Regions from separate parts of the Mus musculus genome. Here all the other regions are linked to region 1. The links are chromatin loops, found by intact Hi-C in ENCODE. Cell type or tissue: left cerebral cortex. All regions are shown on one strand.

What was found. A loop is a pair of places that touch in the nucleus more often than their neighbours do. Peaks named below come from ENCODE experiments on the same cell type or tissue, not always from the same donor. Only the 100,000 strongest peaks of a DNase experiment are listed, where the experiment ranks them.
Region 2: a loop joins it to region 1, with 8 times the contacts of the local background. A loop is called at or near these places in 2 of 42 quality-filtered maps.
Region 3: it touches region 1 in a loop (8-fold over the local background); 2 of 42 quality-filtered maps call a loop at or near these places.

What each region holds. Positions count from the first base shown.
Region 1 is chr7:111,293,378-111,301,377 of GRCm38, forward strand. No RefSeq gene overlaps it. Among named protein-coding and RNA genes, the nearest start is that of Gm33145, 12 kb to the left of the region's middle. In left cerebral cortex, no CTCF peak of the experiment used is centred here; DNase peaks (open chromatin) are centred at 4,012 and 4,306; H3K27ac peaks cover 3,370 bases.
Region 2 is chr7:111,358,195-111,366,194 of GRCm38, forward strand. No RefSeq gene overlaps it. Among named protein-coding and RNA genes, the nearest start is that of Gm33145, 77 kb to the left of the region's middle. In left cerebral cortex, no CTCF peak of the experiment used is centred here; DNase peaks (open chromatin) are centred at 4,651, 5,198, 6,062, 6,493 and 1 more place; H3K27ac peaks cover 2,664 bases.
Region 3 is chr7:111,152,186-111,160,185 of GRCm38, forward strand. No RefSeq gene overlaps it. Among named protein-coding and RNA genes, the nearest start is that of 1700012D14Rik, 34 kb to the left of the region's middle. In left cerebral cortex, a CTCF peak has its summit at 2,199; DNase peaks (open chromatin) are centred at 1,975, 2,153, 3,973, 4,462 and 4 more places; H3K27ac peaks cover 1,567 bases.

The sequences.
Region 1 (8,000 bases):
GCCACTTTCCAAAAGCATTACCCTGAGGACCAAACCTTTAAGACATAAGGGACATCCAATCTTCAAGTGATGGCACCTTCCAGCAGTAACAAACTAGTTAGTGTTTATTGCACACAAATAATCTTTTTCATAGGCAATTTTTTTCTGGTTCTCCCATCAATCACTCTATGTACTTGAGCAAAATCCTACCGAAGGATTTTGCTTTCTTGTGATCATCCATAGCTTAGTGTCTTAGTTGGGGTTTCTATTGCTGTGATAAAACACTGATCAAAAGCAGGAAAAGGGGGATTCTTTTTGGCTTACAAGCTAGATCAATCATAGTTCATCATTCAGGGAAGTCAGAGTAGGAGCTCAATGTAGGAGCCTGGAGGCAGGAGTTGAAGCAGAGGCCACGGAGCAACATTGTTTACCAGCATGCTCCCATGGCTTGTTCAGCTTGATTTCTTATACAGCCCCGTACCGCTTGTCCAGGTGGCATCACTCCCAATGTGCTGGGCCTTCCCACATCAATCACTAATCAAGAAAATGTTCTATAGAGTTGCCTACAGGCCAATCTGATGGAGGCATTTTGCCAGTTGAGGTTCCTTTTTCCAGATGACCCGAGCTTTCACCAAGATGGCAAAATACTACCCAGAGCATGCAGCAATTGTTTTCTCTGATAGATTTCAAGTTTCTTGGGGACAGACACAATAAGTGTCCTGTTACCTCTGTGTCCCATTGTGTGTCCACAGTGTTGGGTCATAGTGATTGCTTAGTAGGTATTGGGAGATGATTGACAAAATATAACTGCTCACTGACACAGCATTAGAGTGGAAAGAAACCACATTGTAAACTTTAAAATAGTGACAGTAAATATTTAAAATCAAGAGTCATTATTGTGAAGTCTAGATACACGAACTTTACTCTCTACTCATCATAGGAACATTTCCTGCTGATTTATTCCAGAGTCACCCTACAGTCCCAAGCATCATTGAGACAGGGGTTTCTTCAGCCCAATGGTTTCAAGAGTTTGGTGATGAATGTCCTTCTATGTTGGGGCTGTTGGTGGCATTTTCCTGCCTTGTGTTTTATCACCTGCTCTTGGGTTCAAATTTACACCTGTGGCCCCAATTCCCTTCCTGGCCTCCAATGAGAAATCCCTCCAATGAAGGCTGTTGGGCACCAGCAGAGCAGCTGCCCTCCAGCCACATCGAGAATTGTTTTCTTGTATCTCACGTGTTTTAGATCAGTGTGATGACTTTTCCCTTCCTCTGCCTTCAGTAAAGACTGAGGAATCTGGAAATTTTATGAAGTCATGCCAAGCTCTTGTCTTCAAAGAATTTACCTTTTTTTTTTTTTTTGGTGAAAATAAAACCCAAATCAGACTCATATGCATATGCATCAGAGTGTGGAAAACAGGAATGTGTGTGTGTGTGTGAAGGGTAGGAAGGAGAAGAGAGAGAGAGATAGGGAGAGAAGGGGGCCAACATGGCATTTATGTTGATATTTGATGGAAGCAGAGACGTGCAGTTCTTTCCCCAAATTTTATATAACTCTCTGTTCATTCATGTTTCAACCCAAGTGCCATCTTTGGAGACTTTATTAACCACTTTGTCTGAAATGTGCACAGATACTGTGCCATCTTTAGCCCTCTCTTGCTTCATTGCTACCTCACCTGGAACAAGGTAAGTTTCCAGGGCAGGACTTTGTGCCCATTATCAGTGGGTTCCCTTCAAAGAGGGCTTAGTCTACCGTGGGCACTCATTCATGTTTTCTGAGTGCATGGATGGGGGAGAGGCGTGTGAATGCACACAGAGAACATGTGGCGAGCAAAACCATGCCTGCTAGCTTAGATAGGAATAGATACTAAGGTCTTAGGAAGTTGGCATAGGCTGTAGAATGGAGTGATATCATAGAAGGCTTTGAATGGTGTGCTGTGGGCTTGTGATACCTGAGGGATATGAATACAGGGACCCTGGTGTGGAGACATCTTACAGAGCCCATCAATAGTGTCTGCTTAATGGCTGGATTTAGAAGAGAAAGAAAATCTCAAGAGGTTGCCTAGCAGCTGCTGATCCATCAGGAATGTTAATGCTTTGCATAATGTTAATGAAGCCAGAAGTAGAAATTGATTTTGGAGCCAGGCAGGTGGGCTCTGTTGAGGTAAGATGTAGAGTAAAGAATGGCAGACCGTTCATTAGAGGTGACCTGAGGCCAAGATGCTGCTGTATCCTCACCAGGAGAGGGGCTAGGGCTCCTCTTTGCTTGTGTTAGAGTCATATCATGGAGTTTTTCAACTGCACCCACAAATGTAATCTGCCCCACCCATCTATCTCCCACCCCAGCTGCATTTTGTTGGCGGTTTCTCACTCTGTCCTCCAGTCCATTCTGATGAGGCCCATTTTAGGCCTTGCTCAGAGCTGATGGGCAGACATGCTTAGTTCTTGCCATCAACCCTAGGTATGAAGCTGTTCATATCCAGATCTTTCTTTCTTGGTCAAAGTCAGAGAAAGATGTTTTCATTCTTCCTTCCTTTTTTGATAAAGGTGAAAGTTCACCCAGACTTCTGGATGCCTCACTTAGAGAACCAGGTTAAAATCTAAGCTACCTCTGGCTGCTTTGCATTCAAGCTATGACTAACCAGGACATCGCTTTCTACCTTCTGGAAGTAGTCTACCCGGTGCTGCTACCCTCAGCAGAGCCCTCCTTCTTCCAAAGGTCTACTGTGGGGAAGGGTGGGTTTGAGAGAAAGACCAAATTATATCCAGAGGCCACAGTAACACTGAATGGACTTGCTTAATCTCTGAGCCCCATTTCATTATACATCAGACAACAACAAATATTGCCTCCCAGGTTTGGTGTAGGTTTCAACCAGGGCAGGACTTTGTGCCCATTGTGCCTACAGTCTTCCTAGTGGTGGATATTTTACAAACATCCACGTTTCATTTTAATGGGAAAGCATCTGGGAAGTTACGGTGTAATTCAAACTAATCTGTGAAAGAGAGAACAGTCATGGAGAGAATTAGGCATAGCCCAAAGTGCTTCTAAGTTCTCTGGAAGCTGAACATCTCTGACACCCCTGCCTTCCATCTTATGATGTACATCTCCAGCGGCCACTAAAGACATCCTTTTTCCTTCCTTCCTTCCTTCCTTCCTTCCTTCCTTCCTTCCTTCCTTCCTTCCTTCCTTCCTCCTCTTCCTCCTCCTCCTCCTCCTCCTCCTCCTTCTTCTTCTTCTTCTTCTTCTCTCTTTCTCTCTCTCTCTCTCTCTCTCTCTCTCTCTCTCTCTCTCTCTCTCTCTCTCTCTCTCTCTCTTTTTCTCTCATATCTCTGAGGGTGAGATTTAGGAAACTGCTTTGTGAACAATCTCTCTGATTGTCTCCCAGCATCATATTGGTAAATATAAAGCAGGTGGAAATAACACAGCCAGGGCTCTGGATGCATCACAACCCTCGGCAGAGACAACTAAATACCCAGAGGAGTCCACCTGCCTTGGGGAGACTCCCACGATAGACAAGAATTACCATCCTCTCAGCTCTTTCAACATTCATCCATCTCAAGCCTCAGTTTCAGGCATCTTGTGTCTCTGATCTCCATTGACCCCGAGTCTTGTCCAGATTAGTTACACCTGCTGGAGGCAAGGCTCCCAAGGAGGTTGCCTAATTCACCATGGATGAAAGCTGCTTTTCCTGCTTGGCCTTCATGCACCTTTGATCTATCTTTGCTTTCTTTTCTTCAAGTACTTTATGCTTCTTCCCTTTTCCTTCAGTTTCCATGGAGATTGCCATATGCTGGCACATGTACAACATGTACCTGTACCAACCCCTTCTTAGGCAGAATTGGAAGCTCCTGTGACTCACTGAGTAATGCCCAGCACACAGCAGGTGCCTAGTAAATGCCAGTCCTCATGACCCATTTCTGTTCCCACCTGCTCCAGTTGATTGCGAAACTTCCCAGAAAAATATGGGACATTTTTACATTATTACTAAGTTTCTAAATCTGATCAGTGTGTGGGGCCAGCAGCTGGGTTTCCATGCCTGCATACCAATGAGGCCTCGCCTGGAGCAGAATAGCATGTGCCCATAAACCATGACCTCTATTATCCAGGGAGTCAGGCAGCAATGGCAGCTGCCCCTATACACATCCTTCCATCCCCATTGTGGGGATGGCAGAGGCAGGCAACACGAAGTGCTAGCAAATACTTTCTATAGTGTTGTGCATGGAACATACTTGTTCTATTCTTTCCAGCTGGGATGGGCTTTTTTTTTTCCAATTAAAAATTAAAATAGCTGCTGAATTTATATTCATTTCCTGAACCCACGATTCACGCTCCATTTCTCACAGCAGCCGGCACTATCTCCAAGCTCATCTTCTTACATCAACTTTTGGAAACAGCAGCTTAAAAATCAGCACGGTTAAAAATGGCTCCCTTATGCCAGAGAACAGGAGAATCAGGTTGAGGAGAGCAGGAGGAGGCCATGTAGCTCCATCGCTTTCCTAGGGAACAGAGACCAAAGACCGTCTCCACTACTACCCTGTGCTTTCTCTGGCTCAGCTTTAGGGTGGGGGCACAGTTGTTTCAGTTTGCATTTTAGAATCATCTTTATAAGTAGCTACGTTTTGTATCTTCCTATTGTACATTTTGTAATCCCTCCTATTGTGTGTGTATGTGTGTGTGTGTGTAGGTCGGAGGGTGATACTGGATGCTTTCCTTAGTTGCTCTCCACCTTGGTTTTGAGACAAGGTCTCATCCATCCAGAGATTGCTTAGCTAGCCTGACTAGCCAGTGAACCTTTGGGATCTGCCGTTTGGTCCCTAGAACCCGGAGGTCACAGATACATGCTGCAGGATGCTGGGGATCTGAACGCAGCCCCCCATGCTTGCAGAGCAAGCACTTTATTTATTGAGCCATCTCCCCACCCCATTCCCATCCAAATTCTTAGTTCTGTTCTGTGAACCCATGTGGATTAAGTCTTTCACAACACAGTTCTTTGAAGATGCCTCTATTGCTCTCTGGAAAGTTGAGTTGTGTTATCCAAAAAGGTTTATTGAAATCTTTACTTCCAGGACCTTAGGGTGTGCTATCTCTTGTGAGGCTATGCCAGTGCCCGGCAAATACAGAAGTGGATGCTCACAGTCATCTACTGGATGGAACACAGGGCCCCTAAGAAGGAGCTAGAGAAAGTACCCAAGGAGCTAAAGGGGTCTGCAACCCTATAGGTAGAACAACAATATGAACTAACAGTATCTCTCAGAGCTTGTGTCTCTAGTTGCATATGTAGCAGAGGATGGCCTAGTCGGCCATCAATGGGAGGAGAGGTCCTTGGTCTTTTGAAGATTATATGCCCCAGTACAGGGGAATGCCAGGGCCAGGAAGCAGGGGTGGGTGGGTTGGGGAGCAGGGCGGGGGGAGGGTATAGGGGGCTTTCGGAGAGGAAACTAGGAAAGGGGGTAGCATTTGAAACATGAATGAAGAAAATATCTAATAAAAAATGAAATAGATTAAAAAGAAAAGAAAAGAAAAGAAATCTTAACTTCCAGGACCTTAGGGTGTGCCCTTGTTGGAAAATCAGCTCTTTACAAACACACTGAGTTTACATGGGGCCACGCTAATGTAGGCTTGGCTCTTAGTCAAATATGTCTGGTTGTCCTTCTAATGAGACACACAGACACACAGAAGGAGCAGGCAGAAATCAGTGGTGCTCACAACGCAAGGAATGCTTGTGACCACCAGAAGCAAGAGAACCAAGGAATGACCTTCCCCTGGAGTCTGGGGAGGGGGCACAGCTCCATGAACAACGGTTTTATTTCTGACTTCCAGAAGTGTGAGAGGACACATTTCTCTTGTTTTAAACAAGCTAGCGTGTAACACTTAATAATGCCCCCCCCACCGACTAATACATCTTCAGCCTTCTCTAGGCACCTTCCTTCCTTCCTTCCTTCTTCCTTCCTTCCTTCCTTCCTTCCTTCCTTCCTTCCTTCCTCCCTCCCTCCCTCCCTCCCCCCTCCCTCTTTCTTTCTTTCTTTCTTTCTTTCTTTCTTTCTTTCTTTCTTTCTTTCTTTCTTTCTTTTTGGTTTTTTGAGACAGTGTTTCTCTGTGTAGCTCACTGTCCTTGCTATCCTGGAACTCACTTTGTAGACCAGGCTGGCCTTGAACTCAGAAATCCACCTGCCTCTGCCTCCCAAGTGTTGGGATTAAAGATGTGTGCCACCACTGCCCGGCTTCTGGGCATATTTCAAACCCCAGCACATGGTCGTGGTGATTCTCAAGTCAGCATATTTTGTATGGCTTAATTTCTTTCCTCTGCTGTAGGTTCTGTGCCTCAGTATCCAGATCTTTCTCAGCAGCTTCAAGCTCCCACTGAGTTGATGGGCAGTTTCCCAAGAGCACTGTTGCCAAACCCGCACCTCTCATTGTCTGGCACGATGGTTCTAGTACCATGTCTCAATACAATGGCCACTTTTCTCTGGCCTCTTCAGATACTTTGAATTCTAAATTCTTCACATGTTATCCACTTCTCTCCAAACTTTGAATGTTTCATTAACTTGTTCATCACGGGCTGCAGACAGAGAACCCTGACCTGTTGTCAGACATTCTCCGTGGACTTGCCGTATACAACTCCTCGCTGTAGACACAGACACTGAGTTCCTGGAATTTGTTGAGCATCAGTCCAGACTCTTAGGGTTTGGAGATGAATAAAGAGAAGCATTGTCTTCATGGAGAAACCAAAAGAAAAAAAAAATTTCACACGAGTCATCCCCTGGGATATTTGTAGATTGACCTGTGGGTACCAGCTTCCTGTAGATCTTCCATCTGATTATGTAAGCTTGTTATTAACTTTCAGAAGCCTGCTGAATAGTCCCTGACTTAATAGTTAATATAAGGTTGCCCTTTCCAGCAAGGACTGTGGATTCTCCTTGTTCTTGCCTCTTACTGGTGTCTGTGGCATTTAGTCACTTTTCTTTACTTTTGAGCTAATGAAGTTCAACGTAACTTAAGGTTTGGATGGTGGGTGAGAGACCAATGGGAGACAGCTCTAAGCAGATGGGTTGAGTCAAGAATTGGGAAGGAGGGGCTGGTGAGAGGGCTCAGTGAGCCAAGGCACGTGCTGCTAAGTCTGATGACCCGAGTTCAACCTCCAGGACCCACATGGTAGAACCATTTCATGCACATTATCCTCTGGCCTCCACACACACCATGACACGGATATGCTTCCTCTAAGCAAGCAAACAAACAAGTAAAGATAAATATATATTTAAAAAAAAAAGAATTGGAAAGGAGGGAAATGACCTGACATTGGACCTTGAGACCTTGAAACAAGATCAGCCATGGGTGTGTGCAATGGAGAAAATGAAGATGGGAAGAAAAGACAAAGCTTGCTCATTAAGGAAGAGTAAGGAGTGAGGCTGCAGGAGAGAAGCCTGGAGGAGCTAAGACTTGCATTCATATACCTGTGCATTTAGATGTGCCTCTTTCCTCCGTCTCTTCAAGGGCTAGCAAGATTGGCTCTAAGGGACCTAGAGGGGCTGAGATGAGGCCATTGGGCTGCAGCGTGTCCAGCCCTTCAGTGGACATGGCTGTTGTAACCTGTGACACAGATCTGTTTTCATGGCAGCTGTACTTCTGTTTGTCACTCTCATGTACTATCCTGTTTCCAACTGCTATAGTTTGAATATGAAGTGTCCCCATAGGCTCCTGCATTTGGACATCTGTAATCTAGATCTATAGATGATTTAAAACTATCAGCAGTGTGTGTGTGTGTGTGTGTGTGTGTGTGTGTGTGTGTGTGTGTGTATGTAGATTCCTTCCTATGGAATAAAGTATAAAGTGCTCATAAAATATAGACTAGGTATTCAGATGGGCTGATCCTCATTATCATCCCCCTCTGACTCTGGGCCAGCATCAAGGCCTATCCTAGCAACAAGACTCCTGGGTGTGATGGAGGAAGTAAGGTGGTGGTCATGCCGCGATTATCCTGCCACTTGCCACGTGTTTCCTAAGCATTTTCCTCTCTTCTCTCT
Region 2 (8,000 bases), 65 kb after region 1:
ATGGAGGGATGTTCCTTACTGGCTTGCTTACCCTGGCTTGCTTACCCTGGCTTGCTCAGCCTGCTCTCTTACAGAACTGAGACTACCAGCCCAGAGATGGTCCCACCCACAAGGGGCCTTTCCCCCTTGGTCACTAATTGAGAAAATGACTTACAGTTGGATCTCATGGAGGCATTTCCTCAAATGAAGCTCCTTTCTCTGTGATAACTCCAGCTGTGTGAAGTTGACACAAAACTAGCCAGTACTCTTTTCTCTTCTCCTCTCCTCTCCTCTCCTCTCCTCTCCCTCCCGTCTCCTCTCCTCTCCTCTCCTTTCCTTTTCTTTTCTTTTTTCGTTTCTTTTCCTTTCTTCCTCTCGTCCTTCCTTCCTTTCTTTTTTTTTAACATTAAATTTCTAGGTTAGCACAAAAAGTACTATTTCATTATAGCATCTTTACACATGTACCATTATACTTTGTTCTCATTCAATGCCCCCTCCAGTGTTCTTTCTTGGGACCCTTCACAGCCCACTGGCTTTCCTCCCCCATTTACCCCTTTCTGTTTTCTTTCTTTTGTGGGTGTTTGTATGTTTGTGTTGGATGAGTACATGAGTATGTGAGTATACACACATGTGGAGGTTGGAGCAGGATGTCTGTGGCGCCCTATTTTCCTCATTCACTCTCTGTCTTATTGGTGTGAGACAGGGTCTCTTGACAAACGGGAAGTCCATTGTTTTGGGCTGGTCAACCAGCAAGCTCTTGGAATCTGCCTGTCTTTGCACACCATGCCCCCATGATGGAGATTCAGGCAGGTGTAGCCATGCCTCCTGGGCTTTTATGTGGCTGCTGGAGAGTCAAACTCTGGTCCTCTTGTTTGCAGATTCAGCTTACCAAGTGAATCCTCTCCTCCACCTTCACCTTCTGCTTCTTATTGGTTGTGTACCATTACCCGTCAGCTTCCCATTTCTCTCAGGATCACCTCCTCTCCACCTCTCAACAAAATGATCATGAAACCTCCCTGCCAAGGGGCTAAGTCACAGACTTTCTTAGCAAGCTATCTCTTGGAATCCTCTGCCCCCCTGACTCTCCTCCTGGCTCCCTGCACTCTCTCAGAACTCCTGAGCAGATCAAAGGTCAAGAATTCTCAAAAAATCAGAGATAGAATATTTGCACATGGGCCGTACACATATTCCTGTACTTCTTGTTTACTTGATATTTTTGAGACAGGTCTTACTATGTTGCTCAGGATGGCTTTGAACTCTCAAGATATTGGTGTTTTCTTTTGGAATCCTCAAGATCCTGGACTTCTTACCTGGAAGGGAGTTGGCCCAGGCAGGCCACCAACTCTATCAACAGGGTCTCCTACCACATAATGTTTCTCATTTCTCCAAGCAAGGACACTACTCTACCCCAGGGACTTCTTGACTCATTCATAAGTTCTGTCAAAGCTTCCCCAGCTGAATGTTAGAGGGAAGATTCTTCTTGAAAAGAAGTAAATAGAAATTCTGCAATATAAAATTTTTTCTACCCACATTTTTAAAATCACGAATCAAAAGTAGTCAGCTTTTTTTCCTCAACATCCTCAGAACATTTCAAATGTAGTGTGTCCTGGGAAGCTCCTGAGGTGAAGGTTTAGCCTGAAGCCTTTCCCAACTTTATTTGCTTGGAACAGTTTGTTTTCTAAGACTGGATTAACATCTCCCTCAAACAGTGTTCAGTGGAACACATTTTGGAAAGTGTTTTTCTATTATAAGATTTATCACATTATACTGTAGCGATTCATTCACATGTCTGCCTCCCCTACGGGGCTGTGATTTCCTGAAGGGCAAGGAATGTATCTCTTTCTTGTTATTGTCTACAGCACTTAGCACAGTGCTTCCTAGGGTTGGTCCCCTCTGCAGATCTTGTTAAGATCACCAGCAACTTCCATCTCTCTTCTCCTCTTATGAAATTTTAGACATCATTGCTCTCAGGTTGGGCCTCTTTCCTCCTCCTTCAAGGATCCTTGAGCTCTTGGCCTCTGTGACATAGGATCCTCTTTGGCAATATTGCTGTTAAACCAGTCTCTCAGACCTGTTAGTTTCACATTGAAATGTCCAGAGTCCTCAGGCAGATGGTTTCTATTTTGCTGCCACATTTTGCTTCGGGTTGCCAGGTTGGCCCACTGCATCAAATGGCTTATAAACTAATAGTGGTAATGTCTATGCTTTTATGCATGCTTTTTCTCTGGGGAGGAGACTCATCAAATTGCCTATTTGAGATCCCCTCTTAGAAACTGCAGCAACTTCAGAACAAAAATTGGTTTTTACTCAGCAAGCCTGTTCTTTGTCCAGTTAGCACACCATGACTGCCAGAACGCACATCCAGATTCTAGAATATCTCTTTACTTCCCCTTTCTATCCATTGGCATCTTGTTCTGGTACAGGGTTGTGATCATTAAGATTAGCACTTGGCAAAAATTCACTCTCTCTCTGCAGAGTTGTACTGGCTGGTTTTGTGTCAACTTGGCACAGGTTAGAGTTATCACAGAGAAAGGAGCTTCAGTTGGGCAAGTACCCCCATGAGATCCAGCTGTGGAGCATTTTTTAAATTAGTGATCAAGTGGGGTGGGCCCCTTGTTGGTGGTACCATCTCTGGGCTGGTAGACTTGGGTTTTATAAGAAAGCAAGCTGAGCAAGCCAGGGGAAGCAAGCCAGTAAGGAGCATCCCTCCCTGGCCTCTGCATCAGTTTCTGCTTCCTGACCTGCTTGAGTTCCAGTCCTGACTTCCTTTGGTGATCAACAGCAATGTGGAAGTGTAAGATGAATAAACCCTTTCCTCCCTAATTTGTTTCTTGGTCACGGTGTTTCTGCAGGAATAGAAACCCTGACTAAGACAAGAGTAGATATTCACTACCTAGGTGGTTGTTAACTTACTCTGACTGCTGGGATGTTAGCAGTGTGTCCAGAACTATGGTCTTGATGTGCTTGGAAAATGTGCTTTGTCTCTTACAGCCTGTGTCAGTCACTGGGTTTGTTAATTTTCTGATGCTGTGATAAGACACCATGACCAAAAGAAACTTGAGGCTTCCAGGTCCAGAGGGAGAGAACCCATAATGGCAGGGAAGGGATGGTATGACAGCAGGGGGGAGAAGCTGGATAATCATTTTTATCCACACACAGGAAGTGGAGAGAGAAAGCATGGAGTGGGGTGGGGTCATCAACCCTCAAAACCCTAGTGATGCACTTCCTCTAACAAGGTTGCCCTTCCTAAAGGTCCCATAATCTCCTCAAAGAGCACCACCAACTAGGGACCAAGTACTCAAATATATCAGGGTATAGAGAATATTTCTCATTCAAACCATCATAGTCACCAATATATAGCCTCTAGATTATTATCAAAACTCATCCTAGCTTCATCTATAGAAATAAGTATGAGCTTGTTGTAAACCTTCCTTTTATAATAGGTGTGATACTCAGAGGCATCAGTAGAAGGTGCTGGGTGCAGTTGCCTCCTTGGCACATGTTACACCAGACCACCTTGATAAGTGGAGGGTGCTTCTAATGTTGATGGCTTAGTACCTCACAAAATGTCTTCATGGACATGTTCCTAGTAGACTACTCCAGTGCTTCATTCTTACAACTCCAACCTATGCTGATTCTAGCTTACTATAACGCTCTGTCATTATGACTAGAACTCTGTTTCAGACAGACTTACCCATTCTAGCATATTGACCCATCAGCTTAATTTTGAGCCTTTAAATCCAAAGTCTTAATTATAATGTTTGTATTCTATAAGGTACGGCATCTTACATCCCCACTCTTTGACTCTCTCTCATACTATACCTCTTTACCTTCTCTCTCTCTCTCTGTATGTGTGTGTGATAAAGACATGTCTGCATATGTATGTGGGTATACACACCGACATGTGGGCATTCAGAGGACAGAGGTCAAAATCAGGTGTTTTTCTCTGCCACTTTCTTTCTTATTTATTTATTTATTTATTTATTTATTTATTTATTATTTATTTAGAGACAAAATCTTTCACTGAGAGTGGAGCTTTCTGTCTTAGCCTGATGGGCTGGCTAGCCAGTGCAAAGGATTCTTCTGCTCCTGCCCTTGAGCACTGAGGTTTCAGATGAGCACCACCATGCCTAGCTTTTTACATTGTGCTGGGGATCCAAGCTGATATCCTCATGGTTGGTTGGCAGGTACTTTGCTGGAGAGCGCCATCTCCCCAGCCCCTAATACACGGTTCTTTCATCTGTTCTTCATTGTTCATTTTTTTCAGATCGATTTTAAAATCATTTCTGTTCTACCTCTACACTTCAATTTTATAATTTCACTTAGAACATCTTTATTTTATTGAGTTCCTCTGTCTAAGGGATTGACACAGCTTTATCGAGTTATCTGTGGTGTCCACAATAGAAGATTTTGGGTTTTCTTTATAAAGCTGTGAATCAAGATTATTTATAGGGATTTTTTCTTTTATTTTGCAAATAGCAATCTTTCTTTTTTATTATGTACTTTCAATAGTTGCTTTTACTTAGAAAAGTTATTGCTTTCTGCATATTTATTTTGTGACAAATCATTGTATTGGATTCTTACCATTTGAGGTGCTTTCTGTGCGTTTTTTTCTGGAATTTCCCAGCGTGAAAGCACAGTGATGCACATATGGTGGCTGCTCCCCTCCTTTCCAGGAACTGCACCTCTTTCATGTGCTTTGAATGTCATCATGCTCAGGAAGGCAATGTTAAAATAGCAGCATCCTCTAAGAGTTTTACATTCCCGTGCAAAAACTGAATATTAACCCTCTTCGTACACTATCAAGAAAGTTTAGCACAGAAAGAATCACAGATTTAAATTTAAGAACTAAAATCTATTAAACCAAAAGGGAAAGTAGAACAAGAAAAGTCTTGTGTTCTTGAAGACTTCCTAGGTAGGACTAAAAAGTTAGGAATCATACCAAGAAAAAAAATGACCAATTAAGTTTTATCAAGATGAAACCTTTTACTTTTTGAAAGACAGTTCCAAGCAAATGGAAAGGTGAATCACAGGCCAGGAGGAAGCATTCTCAAAGCACGGGGCTGACCAAGAACTTGCACTGAGAACATAAGAAGAATAAATACATATTTATTCTTATGTATAAAGACATCAACGCAGTAAGTAGGTGGATAATTTGAACAGACACCTCATCCAGAAAGGATCTCAATATAACCAAAACACCACTGCACACCCACTCGACAGTTAAAATGAAAATTCAGATATTACCAAGCGCTGGAAGGAGCCAGAATAGCTGTAGCTCCCACGCTGCTGTGGAGAATGCCACCAGCATAGGTACATTGGGGGCAGCTACTTTGATGTTACATGTTTACTAAATATAACTCAGTACTCCTATATTTAAATATTTACCCAAGAAAACAACAACAACAGCAACAACAACAAAATCAATGTGTTTACATAATCAGACTTACAAATATTTATAGATACATTATTTATAACAGTCCCAAACTGAAAATAATCTAAATATTTAAATGGATGAAACGAACAGATTTTGGGTGCATCTTTATGATATAATGTTACTTGCGCAAGACCATGGAGAGATCTCAGTTGAGTTAAAGAAGCAGTGTGCGAGTGACTTAATGCTTCTACCCTGTGATTTTTGTCTATGTACATCCTGAGGGGGCAAAATTAATAGGAATAGACATGAGACCAAGGATTTCTAGGGCTGAGATGAGAGGGAAGATTAATCTAAAACCAGATGGCACCTGGTGGGTAATAGATGGGAAAATGGTGCCTGAATAAACCTATCGGGCTTGAAAAAGAGAGATGGATACACAGACAGCAGTACCAGTCATATTGTTAATATCAGCAGCAAGGTTGGCCACTCCTGTTTTAGTAGGAATGCCATGGCTATGCACAATTTTGGCCATATATTTGAAAAATATGGCACATTCTCCACCATGTTAAGGAAATTGATTTTGGTACCTAAGATTTTTTAGGTGCCAGGAACAGCAATGGAGTTTGGCTGATTAAGCAGAAAAAAAATTCATGGGTAGTAGTCTGGATATCCCAGAGCCAGGAGGAAGGGAAGTGTGAACAGCTGGCTGGCATCTGATAGTGACTCTGTGTGAGAGACATGGTTGCCACTATCTTTGGATAACTGCTGCCATCTTTGAATGAGTGGCCAGGTAGCCTGAAAGACCAAGGATGCCGAGCTCTATAGCTAGGATGTGGTACTCCAGGTTCTTCACCAGGGTCAAGGATGCTGATATGGCTGTCATTATTGGGACCCTCGTCCCAACACTCACACACAAGCTCCATTTTCTGTTCTACCATCTGAACACAGGACAGGTCCTTGACCAGGTAACTCCACTGTTAGCATAAGGAAGGAGAATGCCTAAAACAATGAGAATATGGCATTTTCTTCATGTCTATGGTGGAAGGCATTCTGCCACCACCCAAATTCAGAATGTGGGCTGAGGAAACTGGCTCAGTCAACAAAGTACTTTCCTTATAAGTGTAAGACTTGAGTTTGATTCCCTGGTACCCATGTGAAAATGCTAGGTTTAGAGACACACATTTGTTATCCAGCACTGGGGAGAAGGGGAGGGGTGGTTCTCTGGACCTCCCTGGCTAGCCAGACCAACATAATTGGTGAGCTAGTGGGAAACACTGTGTCCAAGGAGGTGGGTAGCTTCCCCAACAGGACAATATGGGATTGGTCCTCTGACTTCTACCCATTACCTTCCCTCCCCAATTCACATAATGAATACACAGAAATGTGCATGCACACACACATACACACTCATAACACACACTCATAACCTGGGGATTTCTCAAATAGGAGAAAGGCATTTGGTTATGGGACTTCTTCCTCCTGAAAACCAAAACCAAACCAAAACAAAAATCCCCACGGCTGTCAGTATGTACTACTATCCCCCTAGTATCTTAGAGAATGGCCCTGTTGGAATTCATGATGAATCTTCATGGTTGGTTTTCTTGCTCTTGTTGAGATAATCATATGGCATCTCTTATTTGATCCACTTGTGTGCTCCATAAACAGATTTACTAATATTAAAACAGCATTGCCTTCTTTGGGAAACCTACTTGGCTGTGGTAAATTATTCTTTTAATATACTGTTGAATCCAATTTGCTAGCATTTTGTCTGGGATTTTCACATTTAGATTCATGAGTGAAATTGGTCTGGTTTGATTTTATGCGGTCTCTTTGTCAGCCTCAATGACATTCTGGGCTCCTTCTTCCCAGGGATTTCATGCCCCCTGGTCGGGATGTGATCTCTGAGATATTTTTCATAAACCACAGACTGTACCGTAGCCCACATGGCTCATCGAGTGTTAGGGAGTTATGGGATAGATGCAGATATGATGAGAAACTCTAGATGCCCGAGGCAGCCCTTAAATTAACTCTGGGACATTTACCAAGGGCCTGCCATGTGCCAGCTGCTAAATGGTGCAACCTAAAGCTTAAGTCAGCTGCTTCTCTGTGAGGAAAATTCAGACGAGCCATTGAGAACTGTCTGGAAGCAGAGAATGAGTAGAGATGTGGAAGGCCATCTCATTTGCCTGTGTTTTATTATGGAGAAACCAAGCTCTGAGAAAGCAGGACCCTTGCACACAATCCATTCTTTGGGTTCTCTGACCCCCTGCTCCTGCTTTCTCAAAGGCTCTGCATCTCCACACACAGGGAAGCCAAAAGTTAGGTTCAGACCCCAGGGAACACATTTTTCTCAGATCCTTCAAAAGGTCAGAGAAGCTGTAAGTTTTTACATAGTGTGTGTTAATAGGCTATGGAGTTAGGCCCATGACCTTGGACCTCAGGAAATTATAGGCCTCTGACAGCCTCCTCTCTTTGAGTTAGTTTTGCTCACAGGCAAGCCAACAGAGCATCAACTGTGGACCAAAGGTGGAGCCATGCTACCTGAATCCAGTTTCTGGAGAGAGGGCCATGTAATTGACCTCAGGGTCTTGAGGTCCAATGTCCCATCTGAGAAATGGGATAATAGCACTTTAAGCCAACCCAC
Region 3 (8,000 bases), 140 kb before region 1:
TCAAACTCAGAAATCTGCCTGCCTCTGCTTCCCAAGTGCTGGGATTAAAGGCAGGTGCCACTAACCACTGCATGGCACTTCTTAAGAGGCTCCTTATAAGGGTCTTCCATTGAACTAGGAGGGTCCTCACTGCTGGTCACGTCTTCATCACAGCACTGTATGAGTTCTGAGATTGATGAGGCAGACAGAAGCCATCATCAAACCTCTTCCCCCTACTCCACTGCACACAGCAACCATAGCTGCCATGCTTCTTTGATGATCCTCTCCCTCTTCTTTTCCTTAACCCTTCTTTCCCTTTCTTTATGGAGCCTCCAGCAAGGCTTCTCAGAACAGCATTTCTTGTCCTGCTCAAACAGATGTCCTAATAGACTTAACTGTGCTCCTCTGGGCCTGGTTTTATTTCTGGACCCAAGATTCTGGCTCCAGTAGCACTAAGCTTTTTGGTGGGACAATTGGAAAGTAGGTTCTTATATCTACGTGCATTTCTGTGGCAAGCACACCTGAAGCTGTTGGCCACTATCACCACTATAGAGAAGAGATTTACAGTAAAGAAACTGGGATAGTTTTTGATGACACAATCTAAGTATTTGTTTTCAATTATATTTAGAATTTTCAGCTAGGGATTAGAAATTTCTCCTCTGCTTTTAACAATCATGTGTCCATTATTATGTCTTAAAGATGCCTGACAAATGAACCATATGACTAGTCTTATGCACAGTAGAATTCAGCTCCTTGAGCCATACAGCTGATCTGCTACACCAACCAATGGCTTCTAATCAAGTCACTTAGCCCATCAAATCTCATGTCCTCAGTCTGTGCAGATGCTAGCCCATCTCTGTCCAAACTCATCCGGTGCCTGCCTCAGTTCTTCCTTCTTCTTTGTCACTAAGAAATTTCAGAAGTCAATGCCTAGAGGCATAGTTGGGCAACATCTGGGATTTACAAATTCAGGGTGTTTTAGGAGACAGTATTTTAAAATGTGCAGGGAATTAAAGATATACCCCTCTCATATGTAAAAAGGCCCAAATTGATATTGATTGGCTTAAAAAAATTGAGGTCTTAAAGTGTGCACAAATTTGGTAAAGTCAGGCAGATCAAATTATTTTACCACAGAATTACTTTTTGTTGTTGTTGTTTTGTTTTCAACACAGAGTTTCTCTGTGTAGCCCTGGCTGTCCTGGAACTCATTCTGTAGACAAGGCTGACCTCAAACTCACAGAGATCCTCCTGCCTCCACCTCCCAAGTGCTGGAATCAAAGGTGTGCACCACTACTACCCAGTGGCAACAGAGCTACTTCTAATATAAGAATAGCACATATTTTTAACATAAGGACGGGCCACTGCAGGACGGGCAGGTTGAATATTAGCTCAGGATGAATAGTGATTGTTCTGGAAAATAATTAGCCTCAAAACACATTGATCAGTCATTGTCTTTGATAGCTAGCAAGTTCTAAATTTAGAGAGATCCTCCTTCTCCTCTTCCTCATTTTCTTCTTCTTCCTCCTTGTCCTTTTCCTCTTAAAAAAGATGTATTTTAAATTATGCATATGTGTCTGTGAGTGATTAAGTGCACGTGTAAGACCAGAGAGGGCATCAGATCCCATGGAGCAAGGGTACTGGGAATCAAACCCCAGTCTTCTGCAAAAGCAGTAGGCTCTCTCTCCAATGCCGGCCTCCTCCCTTGGGTGTCCATCTCTGCTTTCCACATCGTTTGAGAGAGGGTTTCTTGTGGTTTTGCTTCTGTGTATACCAGATTAGCTGATTTGGGAGCTTTGGGGGGGATTTTCCTGAATCCAATTCCTATCTCACCACGGGAGTGCTGGGATTACAGACCCATGTTCTACCACTGAGCTTTGTGTGGGGTCCTGGGATTAGAACTCAGATCCTCACACTTGGACAGCAAGCACTTTTACCAGTTGAGCAACCTCCCTAGCCCATATGGAACCTTCTCTGTCTGTGTGTATGAACATAAAACCAAATTATCTTTAATACACTTCTCACCAGCAAGCAAGAGAAATGTTTTGTGGGCTGACAGCGGAGAGCTATCTGCTTTCTTTAGCAAAGTCTTGAAGCTGTGTGTACCTTCCTCCTAGGTTACCTCTTCAACGTTCCCTCCACCTATCAGGAGAAGTTGAAGACTCCGTTGTGCACATGTGCAGGAGGAGAGACGACGAGGGACGAAACACCTAGTGGCAGAGCTGAAAGAACAGGCTTGCACGTGTTCCTGCTTTTCTGGGATCTAGGCTTCACCTCTTTAAGCTCCTGCACCCTCCTTTATGAAATGAGGTGGAAAGCATCTTTCTCAGGGCGTGGCTGTGAGGACCCATGAGACCGTGTAAGCAAAGTTTCTAAAATAATGTGCGGTGAATTTCTTCATAAACAGTCTTAAGAGTAAGCGCATCAACAAATCCGGGCAAGCTGGATTGGCGGTGTAACAGAGATTCCACGTGGGATGCCTCACACAATTGTCTATGTTTGTTTCTTCTTCCTGCTCAGACTTCCCAGATAGACTTTTCTAACCTCATCTCAGGGAAGCATGAAGCAATGGAAGCAACAACAGGTTTGGAAAGCTTTAGTTTCTTTCCTTGGCTGACTAAACCTGCTGCTGAGAACTGGCCTAAGAAATACTCTTAAATAAGTCCCAGGTGCTAAGATGCGTACTAGAGACTCCTACATGATGGTAGAAAAACACCAATATCCACTAGTCAGGTCAGTTATGGCAATTTCACTAAAAGCAGTGGTTCTCAAATCTTTCACAGGGGTCACATATCATACATCCCACATATCAGATATTTACATTACAATACATCACAGCAGCAAAATTACAGTTATGAAGCAGCAATGAAAATAATCTTATGGTTGGGGTCATCACAACATGAGGAACTGTATTAAAGGGTCACAGCATTAGGAAGGTTGGGAAGCCCTGCTAAAAGGGCTACTCTGCAGTCACTGAGCTGGTGCTGGGGAGATGGCTCAGACAGGCATGAGGACCTAAGTTCAATGCCCAGAATCTACACAAAAAAGCCAGATACAGTAGTATGCATCCAGTAGTGGGAGGTAGGGACAGGGAGAGCTCTGGAGTTTGCTGGCCTGATTGGTGAGCCCTAAGAGAAGAGACTCTGTCTCTAAAGAATGACACTAAACCAAGATAAGAAGCTCCCAAGGATGTTACCTACCTGAGGTTGTCCATGAACGTCCACATACACCTGGACACACACATACTCGCACACACAAAGACAAGCATATAAAATATGAACACACACACACATATCTGCACACACACACACACACACACACACACACACACACACACCCCAAAGACTATTCTATGTAGTGACATGGCAACTGTTTATGATTTAGCATTAAGTCAAAGGAGGCATGCAGAGTCCTGCCTATGTTATGACATACTATGACAGGTGTGTGTTCATGTCAGAGGCACCTTTAGGCACCTTCTGGTCCCCTGGGTACTCCATGTATATTAATATTATACACTGGCTTATGGAGAGGATTCTCCAATCTATTATAACTTGGCTTATTTTTTGACCAGTTATAGATGCTTGGCTAGGAATCTTTGAGATGAGCAGAAATTGAGACGAATTTTGATAATGTCCAACTCCTGTTGATGGGTGAATAATCTAATAAATATTAGCAACCAAAAAAATTGAAATAAATATGGGATGACCCTTCCTTTCCTGTTGATAAAAAGCATTGCCAAATTTTGTTTTGTTTTGTTTTTGTTTTTTGAAAAATGGTCTCAGCAAGTCAAGAGATGAGCCTAAAATGTAGCTGCCTCAGGTGAGGGAGGGGCTCTAGAGATTAAAGCTACCTTGGAGGCAGGGCCAGGGAAAACCCTATTGTGAGAACCAAAAGGCCCGGTGAGACACTCAGGGACACTGGAAGCTATCTACAAGCTACCCAGAGGCTGGCTGACTTACAGAATCCTCACCGCAGCCCACAGGGAAACTGTTGTGTCCAAAACAGATCGAGCCAGAAACACGTGATAAGACAGTCGTTTAAAAAGAGAAGTTTAAGAGTCACCAAAGGGCCAGAAGCAGCTGTGACAAGGGATTAAGAGCCCAGGAGGTGAGAGCAGAAACAGGGAATCCAGGAATTGGCTAGAACAGGTGCTGCTTGGGGTCCTCCTGGGCAAGCTGAGGGAGGAGAGCAGTGGAAATAAGGGTTCGGGGTAGGGAGTGGGGGTAAAGGTTCCCCTGAATTTAAGGGTCCTCACAGACACCAACAGTATACAGAAGACCATTCAGAAATCTCTCACCCTAGCTTGGGCTCAGAATGAGAAATCAAGACAGAAATTCCCCTGGTGAATCAGGCTGAGCCCAAGGGGAGGGGAAGGCTGTTTAGAGATAAGGATAAACCCTATTGGGTGCTTAGGTAGAGAGACAAGTCTAGGCACTGGAGCCCAGGCTCTGTGAGTCCTGCGTGCTCAGGCCTGAATGAAAAACTAGGTTTGGGGGAAGAGACTGGCTGGTGAATCACAAGTCCCAGATGTGGGGCACACACTGCAGGCAGACCGTGGCTGCTGTCAGCAGATTTGACCACAGCCTGGGTTAGCTGACAGGCTCAGGACACCGGCCCTGGTTTTAGGCCAGAGAAAGGAAGAACTGCCCCTGGACCCTCCAATATGAAAGCCACAGAGCCCCACAGAACTCCATCTGGGTGAGCAAAAGTATTCAGAACCAGGCTTTACAAGTTGGTTTTATGATGCATCTGGGCTGAAGGTGAACCACCCCAGTCATTAGCTCACTTCCCCTGGGGCTGAATTCCGCAAGGAGCCAGGGGAACGGGTTTCTCCAGCACACACAGACCTGTCCATCAATGTTTGCTCAGAAAAATCCTTGGCACCTCAGAGGCTGTCCCTGGCTCACCTCTGAGACCATGTGCTTTCTCTTGCAGGCAGTTTTGCTGGCTGTTCCCGTAACGGACAGGACAAAGGGACTATATTAAGGCTTCCCTGGGTTAGACAAGATTGGAACACGTCAGATGGCCAACTGCTAGCACATTGTGGTGTCCAGTATCATATATCTTTTCTCCCTCCCTCCCTCCCTCCCTCCCTCCCTCCCTCCCTCCCTCCCTCTCTCTTCTCCTCCTCTATCCTCCCTCTCTGTCTTTCTGTCTCTTTCTCTGTGTCTGTCTCTTTCTGTTTCTGTCTCCATTTCTCTCTTCCTCTCTCCCTCCCTCCCCCTACCTCTCTTGGTGTGTGTTCTTTAAATTCCAGCTTAGCAGCCACATGATTTAGGTTACTTCTGTCCTCCTAAAATAGGACTCTGGCCACGTCTCCAATGGAGGCCCCGGCAACACACGGGTGGGCTGGCTGCCAGGGCTGGCGGAGGGAGATGTGGGCTGGAAATAAACTCATCGTGTTTGCTTACAGCTTCTTCCCCCCACCTCACCGGTGAGTCAGATGGCTTCTCACCCCACATTTTGCTCTTACCCTCTTTTCTCTTCAGGGGTGGGGGTGGGGTGGAGGATGCTGTCAGGTTTAAAATACACCCTCAAATTATACGTATTTGTATGCCCATATACAACAGGGACTTGTTCTTTCTTTAATGCAATACAGAATTATTTTTGGCTTTTTCAGGTTCATTCTGTTTTAAGTCATCCTTGGCTAGGAAGTGAGCGCCAGGAGTTGAGAGAGTGAGATCTCAAGTCCCCACCCTGCTCCTTAGTAACTGTGGCATTTGGGGCAAGGCAGTTCACCTCTGAAAGCTTCTTTCTCAGCTCTCGGCCTCCCTTGGGCAAGGCCTTCTTTGTAGCCCCGGAGTATGACCCTTGACCTTCATTCCCCAGGCTTGTCCTGACAGTGGGTTAGGTCTGTTTTATAAATGTTTTGGAAACGTGTGCCATTCCTGGGAGGGGTACTTCTCCCTAGTTTATCTTCTCCACCTCCACTCCCATCTGTTTCTCCGAATTCTTCACAGTTACTCAGCCGTGTCTGTGAATGAAGTGTTGGGAACCGGAGACAGGCCATCTCTATCTGGTTTTCAGGATGCACTATCTCCAGAATGCCACTCACAGCATCTCTGTATCTGCTGCTTCCCAGAGGTGGTTCATAAATTCCCAATGTGTTTGTTCGTCACGTGGTGAAATCCACCATTTCTTGCTTTAGCCACATTTAGGTATCCAGTGCAGTGACCTCAAGTATGTTACAGTGCTGTGGAATCAGCTCCTGCGCCATCTCTAGAACCTATTTATTTTGTAAAACCAAGACTGCATCCAGTCATCTAGCTCTATAACCATTTCCCCTCCCCTGCCCTTTCTCATTGAGTCTGACTGCCTCAGCTAAAGGCAACCATACAGTTTTATGACTTGTGTCTTCAAGGATCATCCAGACTGTTTTGTGGGGAACTGAGAGAGAAGTTTTCAGAACATCTCAAAATTAGATAGAAAAGACAACATTTTTTCCCAGAAGCCACTGTGAAGGAAAGACTGAATGGACTATACACTACTTTATTTAGGTATTTTTTTTTCATACATACATACATACATACATACATACATACATACATCTTGCAGGACCACAAAGTTACTTTCTTAAAACAGATGTAAAACCATGTGGTCTATCTGCACAGCTGGACCTCAGCTGAGCATGCAGAAACTGAAAGACACCAGCATATGACGTGTAGAATGGGATTACAGCTTTCTTCCCAAATGTTTATTTCTCTTTCACAATTTTCCTGGCGACCAAAGAGCCCCTGAGAAAGAATGCTCGAGCCATTCCCACAGATGGAGTTCAGGCATTGTGACAGTCACTCCTAATTGTCAGTTTGGCTGGATTTATAATCATGTAGGAGACACATCTTTGGGCATGTCTGTGAGGGTGTTTTCAGAGAGGATTAGCAGAGGAGGCAGGGACGATGTACCATGGTGGGGACCCATTCCACAGGCTGGAGGGGCCGGTACTGGATTAAAATGGGAAAAGGAGAAAGCCAGATGAATTTCCACAGTTGTCTCTTTGTTCTGCTTTTGGTCCCTGGGATGTGAGCCAGCAGCCACGTTGCTACCACAGATGGGAGCTGGTCCTACTGTCATGCTTTCCCCCTCATGATGGACTGGATCCCTGGAGCCATGAGCCAACATAAACCTTCTTCACTTCTGTTGCTCCTTGGCAGGACATAGCAATCAGAAAAGTAATACAGGCATGTACTGTACCCACTTTTCTTGCAGAGATAGGAGTGGTTCGAGGGGTTCTGGCTACAGTCAAGTTTCAGAAGGAAAAATTGGGAAGGAGAAGTAACTGAAGGGCAAGTGCAGCTGGCACCAGAGGGAAGCAGCATTGGAGTCCTGATGTGCAGACTAGAGTGGGCATTTAAGCAACTATGAAGGTGTAAAGTAGGCAGGAATCCCAGCTCTCAGGCCTGGTGGTGGACTCCTGACTTGGTGTGTCATACCACGGAGGCAGTTTCTTTATTGTTATTTTAGATATCATGCTTGAATCCAATTAAACAGAACAGAGGGTGGAGGTCAGGAAGATGGCTCAATGGTTAAGGCATTTGTTGTGCAAGTGTGAAGACCTATGTTCGAATCTCTGGAAACTGTGTAAAGCTGGACGCAGTATCTCAGGCATCCCAGAGATCCTACAGCAAGCTGGGAGACAGGGGTGGGAAATTCCCAGAAGCTTGAAGGCCAAGTAGTCAGATGTACACTGAGTTGAACAAGAGACCCTGTGGTGGTTTGAATAAGAATAGGCTCATATATTTGACTACTTGGAATTAGGAGGTATGACTTTGTTGGAGTAGGTGTGACCTTATTGGAGGAAGTGTGTCTCTCAGGGTGGGATTTGAGGTTTCAAAAGCCCAAGCCAGTCCCAGTGTCTCTCCTGCTGCCCGTGGATCCAGATAAAGAACTCTCAGCTACTTCTCCAGCACCATCTCTGCCTGCATGTGGTCATGCTCCTCACTGTGATGACAATGAGCTAAATCTCTGAAACTGTAAGTCAGCCAGCCCTAATTAAATGCTTTCCTTTATAAAAGTTGCTGTGGCCT